Regions from separate parts of the Mus musculus genome. Here all the other regions are linked to region 1. The links are chromatin contacts, found by Hi-C or POLR2A ChIA-PET in ENCODE. All regions are on one chromosome and are shown on one strand. Each heading gives the region's core, a stretch centred on a gene start or an enhancer-like site at or near the end of the contact. The rest is flanking DNA. Distances are from core to core; before and after follow the strand shown. Region 1 holds the start of Kdm2b (lysine (K)-specific demethylase 2B). Region 2 overlaps Kdm2b (lysine (K)-specific demethylase 2B). Region 3 holds the start of Morn3 (MORN repeat containing 3).

What was found. A loop is a pair of places that touch in the nucleus more often than their neighbours do. ChIA-PET counts read pairs that join two places held with the same protein, here RNA polymerase II (POLR2A).
Region 2: POLR2A ChIA-PET joins it to region 1 with 17 read pairs in Patski. The contact joins the enhancer-like site here to the promoter of Kdm2b in region 1. POLR2A ChIA-PET finds 5 or more read pairs at or near these places in 4 of 5 experiments (Patski and embryonic stem cell).
Region 3: POLR2A ChIA-PET joins it to region 1 with 16 read pairs in Patski. The contact joins the promoter of Morn3 here to the promoter of Kdm2b in region 1. A Hi-C loop is called at or near these places in 2 of 37 maps with a recorded cell type or tissue (gastrocnemius and left cerebral cortex). POLR2A ChIA-PET finds 5 or more read pairs at or near these places in 4 of 5 experiments (Patski and embryonic stem cell).

What each region holds. Positions count from the first base shown.
Region 1 is chr5:122,987,525-122,990,751 of GRCm38, reverse strand. It overlaps Kdm2b (lysine (K)-specific demethylase 2B), which reads left to right and starts at 1,653. Exons shown (of 23, transcript NM_001003953.2): 1 at 1,653-1,884; 2 at 2,946-3,090. The coding sequence starts at 1,852. A930024E05Rik (RIKEN cDNA A930024E05 gene) reads right to left here and starts at 1,398. Exons shown (of 3, transcript NR_045820.1): 1 at 661-1,398.
Region 2 is chr5:122,925,776-122,929,002 of GRCm38, reverse strand. The region is part of intron 11 of Kdm2b (lysine (K)-specific demethylase 2B); the gene reads left to right. Among named protein-coding and RNA genes, the nearest start is that of Gm33118, 14 kb to the left of the region's middle. Within about 2 kb of position 1,787, at least 1 of the 3 ENCODE cell types and tissues checked has a DNase peak (open chromatin) inside an H3K27ac peak, as active enhancers do.
Region 3 is chr5:123,045,232-123,048,458 of GRCm38, reverse strand. Morn3 (MORN repeat containing 3) reads left to right here and starts at 1,443. Exons shown (of 5, transcript NM_029112.2): 1 at 1,443-1,828. The coding sequence starts at 1,684.

The DNA of each region.
Region 1 (3,227 bases), core at 404-2,903:
GTTTGTCGCCTCATCTCTACGTAGATTTCTACCGATAACGTGCATGGATGGAATTTTTAAAAAAAAATTCAAAGAGCAGATTTGGGGACAGGTGGAAAAAAAGTACAGACCGATAAGGCAGGAAATTCTGACGTAAGGGAGGGTGACGATGTGTGGTTCACAGCTGATTTCAGGTGGCAAGGCCACTTCCTCCCCGTATCTGTCTGAACCAGTGCTCTTGACATTGGGACAAGATAAAAACAGCAGTCACCTAAACTCATAATTTCTTGAATCTGGGTTTCTCCAGGGTGCAAAATGACCTGCTTTAGCTTGTACGCCAAGCTAGCGTCACCTGGGAGGTCTCTCAGAACATCCTTGTGATGCTGTCATTAGGCCCTTGCAAGAAAGGAAGAGGCCCGGAGGGAAACAAAGTTTAGGGCCAGCATTTCTCTCAACTTAAAGGAATTCCAGGACCACTGAGGGTCAGTCAATTCTGGAAGCAGTCACAAGCACTACTTAAAAGACGGAGGAACATTGGGGATCTGCTACTCCAGGAATATTCACAAAGGCTGCCCCCCTTCTCCGCTGAGAAACAATATGGATCAATCAAGGTTGCTGTACCCCAGAAAGCCACAAACAACCACCACTTTTCTCTTAAACTGCCACACGAGAGAGGCTTACCTTTTGCCTGCCTGCATTAGAGACGCTGAATCCGATTCTCTATTCCCTCCTGTGTATCGATTTATCTCTTCTCAGCGAGTGTAGAGACTTTTTTTCCTTTCTCTTTAAAAGCCCAACTTCTATTTCAGGGCTGTACTACCGAGGCTATCCGAATGAATGAACCAAAGGCTTTCTTCCGGTCAGCTGCAGTCTGAAAAGGCTGTGGACTGGCTGTATTTCCTGTACCTGTGCGTGTGTCTCCATATTATTATTTCAGCCCCGGGAGTTTAAAAGTTATGCAGTCTGTACAGATACAGTGCTGAGGTAATTTCTTTCTGAGCCCCTCAGATGCCTCCTCCATATGGCAGGTTCGCAAATGGATAAGGGTCTGGACAGGCTGGCCCCTCCCCCCAGGCATGCAGTAGAAAAGCAAAACAGAAAAAGAAATCACACATACAAAATACTTTGAATTTAGGTCGCCAGCATAGGTAATGAGGAAAGGTGGGTGAAGGAAGAGAGGGACAGCCCTGCGTAACCCAAGCAAGAGGGGGCAGGGGCAGAGGTGGGGGGTCGTTTTGGGGGGTGCCAGGCCCCGGGGGCTTTCACGCCAGCAGGCTTGGCTAGCATTTCCGCGCCTCCCGCTGAGGCCATCCGTGCAAATCTGCACCTCCCTCCCCACCCCCTCCTCTCTTTCCCTCCCTCCCTGCCCCGCCATCTCTGGGATGCGCCCGCCGCCTGCAACTCAGCCCTCCAAAAGTCAGCTCCCGGGCGGCGGCGGCGCCTGCGTGCAGAGGCGCACTCGTGACCCAACAACAAAACAGCGATGCCAAGGCGCTAACAGCGCCCGGTGCGTCCCAGGCTCCCTTCTGGCCCCACACCTCCTACGGCTGCGGTCCCCGACACCCCCAACCCGAGCCCCCCCTTTCCCCAACTAGCCTAGCCGCAAGCTCCGAGCGCGATCGGCAACAATGTTTACGTTCCGGGGATTATGACGTCGACGCCTCCCCCCCCACAACTGCTGAAAATGGTTTCCTAGGACTTTGCAAACGGATCTGCTTAAGTGTTGGTGCAAAACTTTGTAGATATCGGCTCTGGCTTGCTCTATTTATTTATTTTTTTGCTTTCTTTTCTTTGGTCTTCCCTCCTTTCCCCCTCCGCCAAAATGCAGGGGGCAGGAGTGTTGACAATTAATTGGTGAACTCTCCTAAAAAAATGGAGGCAGAGAAAGACTCTGGAAGAAGATTGGTGTGTAGCTTTTTTTTTCTCCCCCAAATCTGTATCTGGTATATGATCGATTTATCTATCTATTTATTTTTTTGGTTGTTTCTTGCTGCCTTTTCTTTCCTTTTCTGTATTTTGCAAGAGGACCGGAAAAAAATAATAAATTGCATGCAAAAGGAAGCAAGCAGCTTACTCCTCCAGTCTCTTGTGAGGCTCAGGGTCTCAGACACTTAAGTGGGGAGGAGGCAACGCCGAAAGGCGTGGAAGGGACTGAGCGGGCTCGGGGTTCGCCTGGGATCTGGGGGGCTGCGGGGCTCGGTGCTGAGCGGCGGAGGGAGGAGGAAGAAGGATGCGGGGAGTGGTGGGGGAGTCTCCTTAGGAAGTGAGTGTGCGCGCGCGCTCGTGGGGAGATGAGGCAGCTGCTGGTGCGTTTTGGGGTCTCTGATAGAAGCTTTGTGGTGGGCTGGCTGCCTCTCTCCCCCCACATTCTTAACCTCCTCCCCTCCCCTCCTCTTCTTGCACTAGCGGTCGGTCGGCGGGGGCCGTTAGGGTCTCAACCCTTCCGTTTCAGCTTTCCAGCTTTTCTGTAGCTCGGGAGCAGCTCCAGCCTTAGTAATGCCGCCGGCCCTGGGTTCCGGCTTCCCGGGTTGGCCGCCGTGGCCGCCAGGGCTGCTGTTACCGCGGAGCCGGTTGCTGCAGCGGCTTCTCTCGGGGCCTACATCTGCCCCGCCAGCTCATACCCGGAGCCCCCTTCAGGGGTTACATAACCAGGCTCCCAGTCGAGTGGGCAAAGCTTAGCACATCACTTGGCGTGGGGGCAGAGGAAAGCCCCCAAATACCATTTCCATAGCTTCCAAAGATGCAAGAAGGGATTGCTTCGTTTAAGGGCAGTCGGGCCTTGGGGGTGTGAGCCCCTTTTTCTGCTTTCCAGCATCTTTGGCATTTGCGCAAAGTTGCTCAGATTGCAATGCTGGGGTGCAGTGGGCGCGCGACTCTTGCACCTGTTCTTGGTGGGCCCAGGGTGAGAGGAGACCCCCCCAAGTCCTCTCAGTAATGTCCGGGGTTCTCTGGTTGGGTCCCCGCAGCGTGCGATTGACCGCCAGAGATACGACGAGAACGAAGACTTGTCGGACGTGGAGGAAATTGTCAGCGTCCGTGGCTTCAGCCTGGAGGAGAAGCTACGTAGCCAGTTATACCAGGGGGACTTCGTGCATGCTATGGAAGGCAAAGGTGAGGCACCCCCCTCTCCTGGCTTCACTCTGCAGAGGGCCAGCGCGCACGTGGGGAGGGAGCTGCCTGTGGCTGGGTTCGTATTTCGCGCCCGCGTCCCCCATTCCAGGGGATCCGGTGACGAAACGAGACTGAGC
Region 2 (3,227 bases), core at 538-3,037, 62 kb after region 1:
AGTAGAAGCAAAATAAATAGATATAATAACAACTATTACTTTTTTCTTTTTTGGTCTGTTTGTTTGTTTGTTTTGAGACAGGGTTTCTCTGTGTAGCCCTGGCTGCCTGGAACTCACTCTGTAGACAAGGTTGGCCTCGAACTCAGAAATCCACCTGCCTCTGCTCCCCGAGTGCTGGGATTAAAGGCGTGTGCCACCACTGCCTGGCTGGACCCTTTTTAAAAAGGAAGAGCTAAGCACAAGGACGGCAGGGAACTTATTTTTGAGGAACAGTGACATTGGTTTGGGCCAGCCTCTCTGGTCCCGGGATCTTACCCGCCTCTCTCTCTCCAGCTCTCATCTGTTCTTTAGGGAGTGGTTACCATCTGCATTAGTTTCCTAGGACTGCAGTCTCAGAGCACCGTGTGTTCAGTTGTTTTCTGGGACTAAGAGACTGCTGAGTCTGAAAGCAAGAAGATGTTTACAGAGCCATTCCTATGCCTAAGGCTCTAGGAAGTGCCTGCCCTTGGCTCCTCCCTCTTCTTGTGGCAGCTTGCAGTCCTTGTTATATCCCTCCCACCTGAAGCCATGGTTAAGACAGATCATAATGGTGCGCTCTCTCTCTCTCTCTCTCTCTCTCTCTCTCTCTCTTTCTCTCCCTCCCCACACCCCATCCACCCATATTGTCCATGAGTGACACCAGCCATTAAATTCAGGCCCAGATGAATTCAGCGGAAACTCAGGTCAAATTGATTAAATGTATTGAAACTGTCCCCATAGTCACAGCCTGGGGCTCTCACTGCACATGAATTTTGGGGACACACTGATTAGCAACAATCATGGGACGAAGTAAATAATTGTAAGATGGGATTGGCTAGCAAGGCGTCTCTCCTAGAAACATCCCTGCTCTCAGCTAGAACTCGGAGAGAGTGGTGGCTCTGGGTAGAGGGGATAGAGGGGTGTGTAAGTATTTGAGGATGACTGTAGTCCTCGGATCAGTTCTAAGGGACTAGAGTATAGCCAGGTATGTGGCAGGGCTGTGGAGGGCTTTAGCACATGGGCAGGGATGACCGAGAGTGTAGGTGGATGAAGCAAGGTGCTTCCATGATTGGGCAAAGTGCAGCCCAACCATCATTAACTACTCTATGCCCCGCCCTCTTGGCCTGAGTCCATGCTCTTCTGGCTAGCCTCACCTTATCATGGTATAGAAAACCATCATATCCGTGTGCATGGAATTGTGGGGCTGCAATCGAATTGTGGGGCCAGTGGGAATTATAGGGGCTACACAGCTGTAGGGCTGAAAGACACATTTCTTGTTTTAAAAAGGCTTTCTCTCCCTTTCCTTCCTACCTCTTTCCCTCCCAGCTCCCTCCCTCTTTCCTTCCCTCCCTTTCCATCTTTATTCCACCCACTCCTACCCCCCACCCTCCACCCCTGCCCCCACCCTTCACCTCTACTCCCTCACTCTTTGGATACAGTCTCGCTCTCTAGCCCAGGCTATATAGAGCTCGATCTGGTCCTAATCCTGTGGCAGTATTGTCTCAGCCTCTCCAGTGTCAGGATTATCGTCACGAACTAACGTGCTGGGCCAAGTGTTTCTTTCTCAGCAGCCTAGAGATCAGTTGTTGTATTCTGGCATCACACTCCAAGCATGAGAGAGAAGAAAGTCCTAAATTCGGAGTGGGCTGTGGATGTCAGTTCTAAATTAGGAGTCCACTGTCCAAACAGATGTCGCTTGGCTTTAAGGACAGTTGTGGAGTCAGGTCACACAGTCCCTGCACAGTCCATTATGTAGCTGACGTTCTTGGGGACATGGTAAAAATAGGAGAAGGTGTGATCCATTGTCACGGCTGACACATGTAAAGCCCAGCAGGGGCCTGAAGTTCTCCGTAAGCTAGGGCTGATATTATTTCAGACACTTTGGGGTGAAGACAGTTTTGTTACCGGTCTGGTCTGAGAGCTAGAGGAGCCATGTTGTAAGGAATGGGTAGAGCCTTTTGTTGCTGTTTTTTGAGACAGGGATTCTCTGTGTATCCCTGGCTGTCTTGGAACTCACTCTGTAGACCAGGCTGGCCTTGAACTCAGAAATCCACCTGCCTCTGCCGCCCAAGTGCTGGGATTAAAGGCATGCGCCACCATTGCCCGACCGGGCAGAGCCTTTTTTCTTTTGAGGACTTAGCATTCTCCACCCTGGCACCCACCTGCTTCTAAAGATCCTCGTTTCTGGTGTTACCAGTTTTCAAGACAGCGAGAGATGTACAATCTAGATTTGTTTCTCTCTCTCTCTCTCTCTCTCTCTCTCTCTCTCTCTCTCTCTCTTGCTTAGAGTTTGGCCCAGGATCTTGGGAATGTTGCGTGTGCTGGGTCACAGAGTCTCCTCCTCCAGCTCTGTTGACTCTGTAAAACCTTCTTGCCTACTTCAAAGGAGGCTTCTCCTCAGAGGGGAGCTATAAGGCAGGAAGTAAGTGCCCAGGGGGGCTGGCTGGCTTCCAGTGTGATCACAGAATCTTGTCCCCTGCCTATGCAACCTCAGGAGCCTGGGGGAAGGACTCTGCATCAGGTATCCAGGTAGCATCCTAATCCAGGATCTAGGATTCACCTTACTGTGTAGAGACCTCTTACCCACATAAGATTAGAAGTTTCCGTTTGCGTGTATTGGAAGTTAGAGTTAAGACTTAAACACAGTTTTATGGGGAGGACTGTAATGCAGTCTACTACAGATGAAGTGGTTGTTTTGTTTGTTTTTCCAGGTGCAGATAGGAATAGAGGGAGGGGTTCTGAGACCCGAATAAACTGTCACCTGGTGCTCCCCAGAACAGCAGTTCTGGCCTTGTTACAGCCCCCTCATGAACCCCACTGTTGGAGCTCCAATCCTAATGCCAGGCATTGCCTTCTTAGTGCTGGTATTTTTAGTCATGGCATAGGCTAGGGGCTTCCAGTGATTAACACCCCACTCTGGGGAGCAATGGAGGCCAAAGCTCTTGTTAACAAATTAAATTCTTGGAGAGAAGTTGGCATGATGGGGGGAGGCAAGGTTCCTTTGGTAGGTCATACATGGGGCAGTTTCCAGCAGCAAGAGCCAGGTGAGGGCAGGAAGCTTGCTCTGGGATTGGCGAGAGCCATGGGCTTACAGGGTGTGGTCCTTAGGGGGCTGGGACACCGAGGACACACAGCCTTCATTCTGTTTGTGTGCTCCACGGTCCCTGAGAATGTGTCAATTCAGGCAGAGCCTAAGGAATCCTGTGACA
Region 3 (3,227 bases), core at 194-2,693, 58 kb before region 1:
GAGGTAGAGTTGGGAGGACCGCTAATTTAAAGTCATCCTGCATCGTGAGTCTGAGGCTAGCCTGGGTTACATGAGACCCTGGATTGAAAAAAAGTCATTCTCAGCTACATTGGGAGTTTGAGTCTAACCTGTACTACATGACACCCTATTAGAAACAGAAAGGGGCAGAGAGAATGAATGAATGAATGAACTTGAGTGTAGTGGTACATGTCTTTTATGCCAGCACTCAGGAGGCAAGAAGAATAATGCAAATTAGGGGCTAGCCTGGTCTACATCTGGTCTACATATGGAGTATGGAGTTCCATGTCAGCCAGGGCCACAGAGCCATAGCAAGACTCCATATTAAAAAAAAAAAAAAGCAAGCTTTGTTTTGTTTTGATTTTTTTGTTTGTTTGTTTTGTTTTTATTTTGGGTTTTTGGCTTTTCAAGACAGGGTTTCTCTGTGTAGCCCTGACTATCCTGGAACTCACTCTGTAGACCAGGCTGGCCTTGAACTCAGATATCTTCCTGCCTCTGCCTCCTGAGTGCTGGGATTAAAGTCATGTGCCAGTAGTCCCCTCTGTGGGAACAGAGGCTGTAAAACATGCACAGGTGGCAGGCACAGTGTCCAACCTGAAGCACACAGGTTGTGAGGCTGACCCTGTGGGTGGATGCTAAGATACCATGACCTCCTAGAACTGGCTTCAACCTGAGGATATTTTGATTGGCAGCACCTGTGTGTATGTGCTGCCGGTGCAAGATTTAATGGGAGTGGATTTGTACAGCCTCAGAACCTATGGAGTATGTGGTTGTATTAGTTGAGGGAGATTGCGGTCCCCAGGATGTAGATAGGAACGTTTTTATCACCCATGAGCCAGCTGGAGACAGATGGAAAGACATGAACAATCCCTTCTGGAGATTCTGGGGACCTGAGGAAAACAGGTCGGGGCTCCCAGACATGGGGAGGAGACCCTGGGCCACCCACTGTTTCCCTCTAGAGTCTATGGCTCTACCAGATAAGAGTCGTAGGGCTCAGATGTGGAAGGATGACCAGTGAGCCAAGGGCTGTCCAACTGTGTTTGTTTTGAGACAAGGTCTCACTGTATAGCTAGACTTGCAGTCTGGGACAGTTAGTCACCATGAAATCAGTCTCTGATTTGTGGGATCTCCCCTGCTGAAAGGCAACCCCTGAGCTTCATCTGTCCCATCTACCAGGTACGTAGGGCAAGGGCTAACAGGGCAGGCAGCTGTCTGCCTGATACCCTCTGATACACCTGGAGTGGTCCCAGTACTTGGTACCATCTGATCTTTCTTACTTCGAGTCTCTTCTACCAAAGTCGGTTCCTGATTGGTCTTTCAAGTCATTAAGTCACCTGTGAGCATCATTTTTCCCAGGGGCAGCTTCTCTCCAGTGTCATCACAATCCCTGGGTTCCAAAGGAATTATGCCATCACATCCCTGACAGATGGACCCTAGGAGAATGCAAGGGCAAGGACTGTTGTGGGTCAGTCCAGCACAGAGGGATCCCCACTGAGGGCTCTTCACCTGCCCTGGGGACTCAGAACACAAATGACCTGCCCTATTGGAACTCAGGCAGGCACCTCCCCAGGAAGTACCAGGATCCCCAGGATACACGGGAGTCACTGAGCCCCTGATGCCCCTACCTCCTGCTAGCACCCCCGCAACACCACAGAGGCAGCCAGCATGCCGGTCACTAAGTGTCCAAGGAAAGTAGAGCCGCCGTGGAAAGGGTGGGACCGGAAAGCCCAGAAGAACGGACTGAGACACCAAGTGTTTGCTGTGAACGGCGATCACTACGTGGGCGAATGGAAGGGCAACTTGAAACACGGTAAGCTAAGCGGGAGAGCCTCCGGGGATTAGTGGCCAGCGTGGGGTCAGAGTGGGTGGGCAATGCAAAACAAAACAAAAAGCACTGTTACAGAGTCCATTAAGAACATAAGCGATCTTGTTTTGTTCCCAACCCCACTTAGTGACCAGAACCGGGACCAGCAGGGGGCTGTGGCTCTGAAGTCCAAGTCAGCCCTGACTTCAGCTGAGCCAGAGTCTAGGGACAGAAAACAAAAATGGGATAGGGATCATCAGAAGCCAGCCCAAAGCTGGGTGGGGTTCTGGGGGTGCTGGATCGCTCTCTGTCTTCTGACAGGGTAGCAGAGCCTGGGGTTGGTTGAAAAGGTCAACACATTAAGAAAATGACTTGCAGTAGGCGTTGTGGGCTTCAGATGCTGCCCTGATGCTCTGCAGATGGTGGGGGCACAAGGTCTGGGCCTCAAGACACAGGTTGGACCTATCCAACCCCCCAGAAGTAACTGAGTGACCATGATTACTCCTGTATGCCTGGACTCAAGTCTTAACCAGCAGGGGGCGAATGGGTTCTGGCCGATACATTGCAAATCACGTTTGTCCGGGATGGATGGGGGTAGGACGGGGACTCTATTTAAAAGCTCTAGTCTTGCAATTCCAGACTTAACCACTTTCTTCTCCTGCCTTCCTGGGTTATCTACACTAGAATCCCTGAGCCTGCATTGTTAGAATACCTTATCTATAGGTTTTCTCATCTGTTAAGTGGCAACAATGTCTCTTTATAAAGTACACGCAGCAAGATTGCTCAGAGCAAGGGTGCTCGGGGAGACTCTGCAAAGTAGACTACCATCACATTTCCCAAATGAGGTGACCTGGGAAGAAGTGACTACTGAAGAGGTGGTATTAGGCTATAGAGGGCACCAGAGAGGGGAAGAGAGGGAGTAACAAAGAAGACAGGAGCAGGGTGATGTTTGAGCTAGGCAGAAAGGATAAAGATGTGTCCAGGTTGAGGGGCTTTTCGTCTAAAATTTAGACCTTAAACTGTAGAATTAGAATTAGGGAGGTCAGTGTAACTTGACTGAGGGACAGACTAGAAGTCAGTGTAGCTGAACAAAGAGTAATGGGAGAGAACGTGGGTCAGAATTGGATGTGGTTTTAGTATACATTACCTATAAGCCCAGTTACTGGCTCAGGAGTCTGAGGTAGGAAGATCAAGGCTGGGCTATGACCCTATCTCTAAGATCCCCCTCCCCCAAAGCAAGTTGGGGTTGGAGAAGCCAGGTATGATGGTGCATTCCTGCAGTGCCCAAGTGCTTGGAAGACAATATGTAGGGAGATCAGGGGTTCAAGGCCAGCTTCAGCTACATGAGACCTTATCTCAAAACAAAATAAAATTTAAAAAGAGAGAAAGGAAAGAAAGAAGGAAG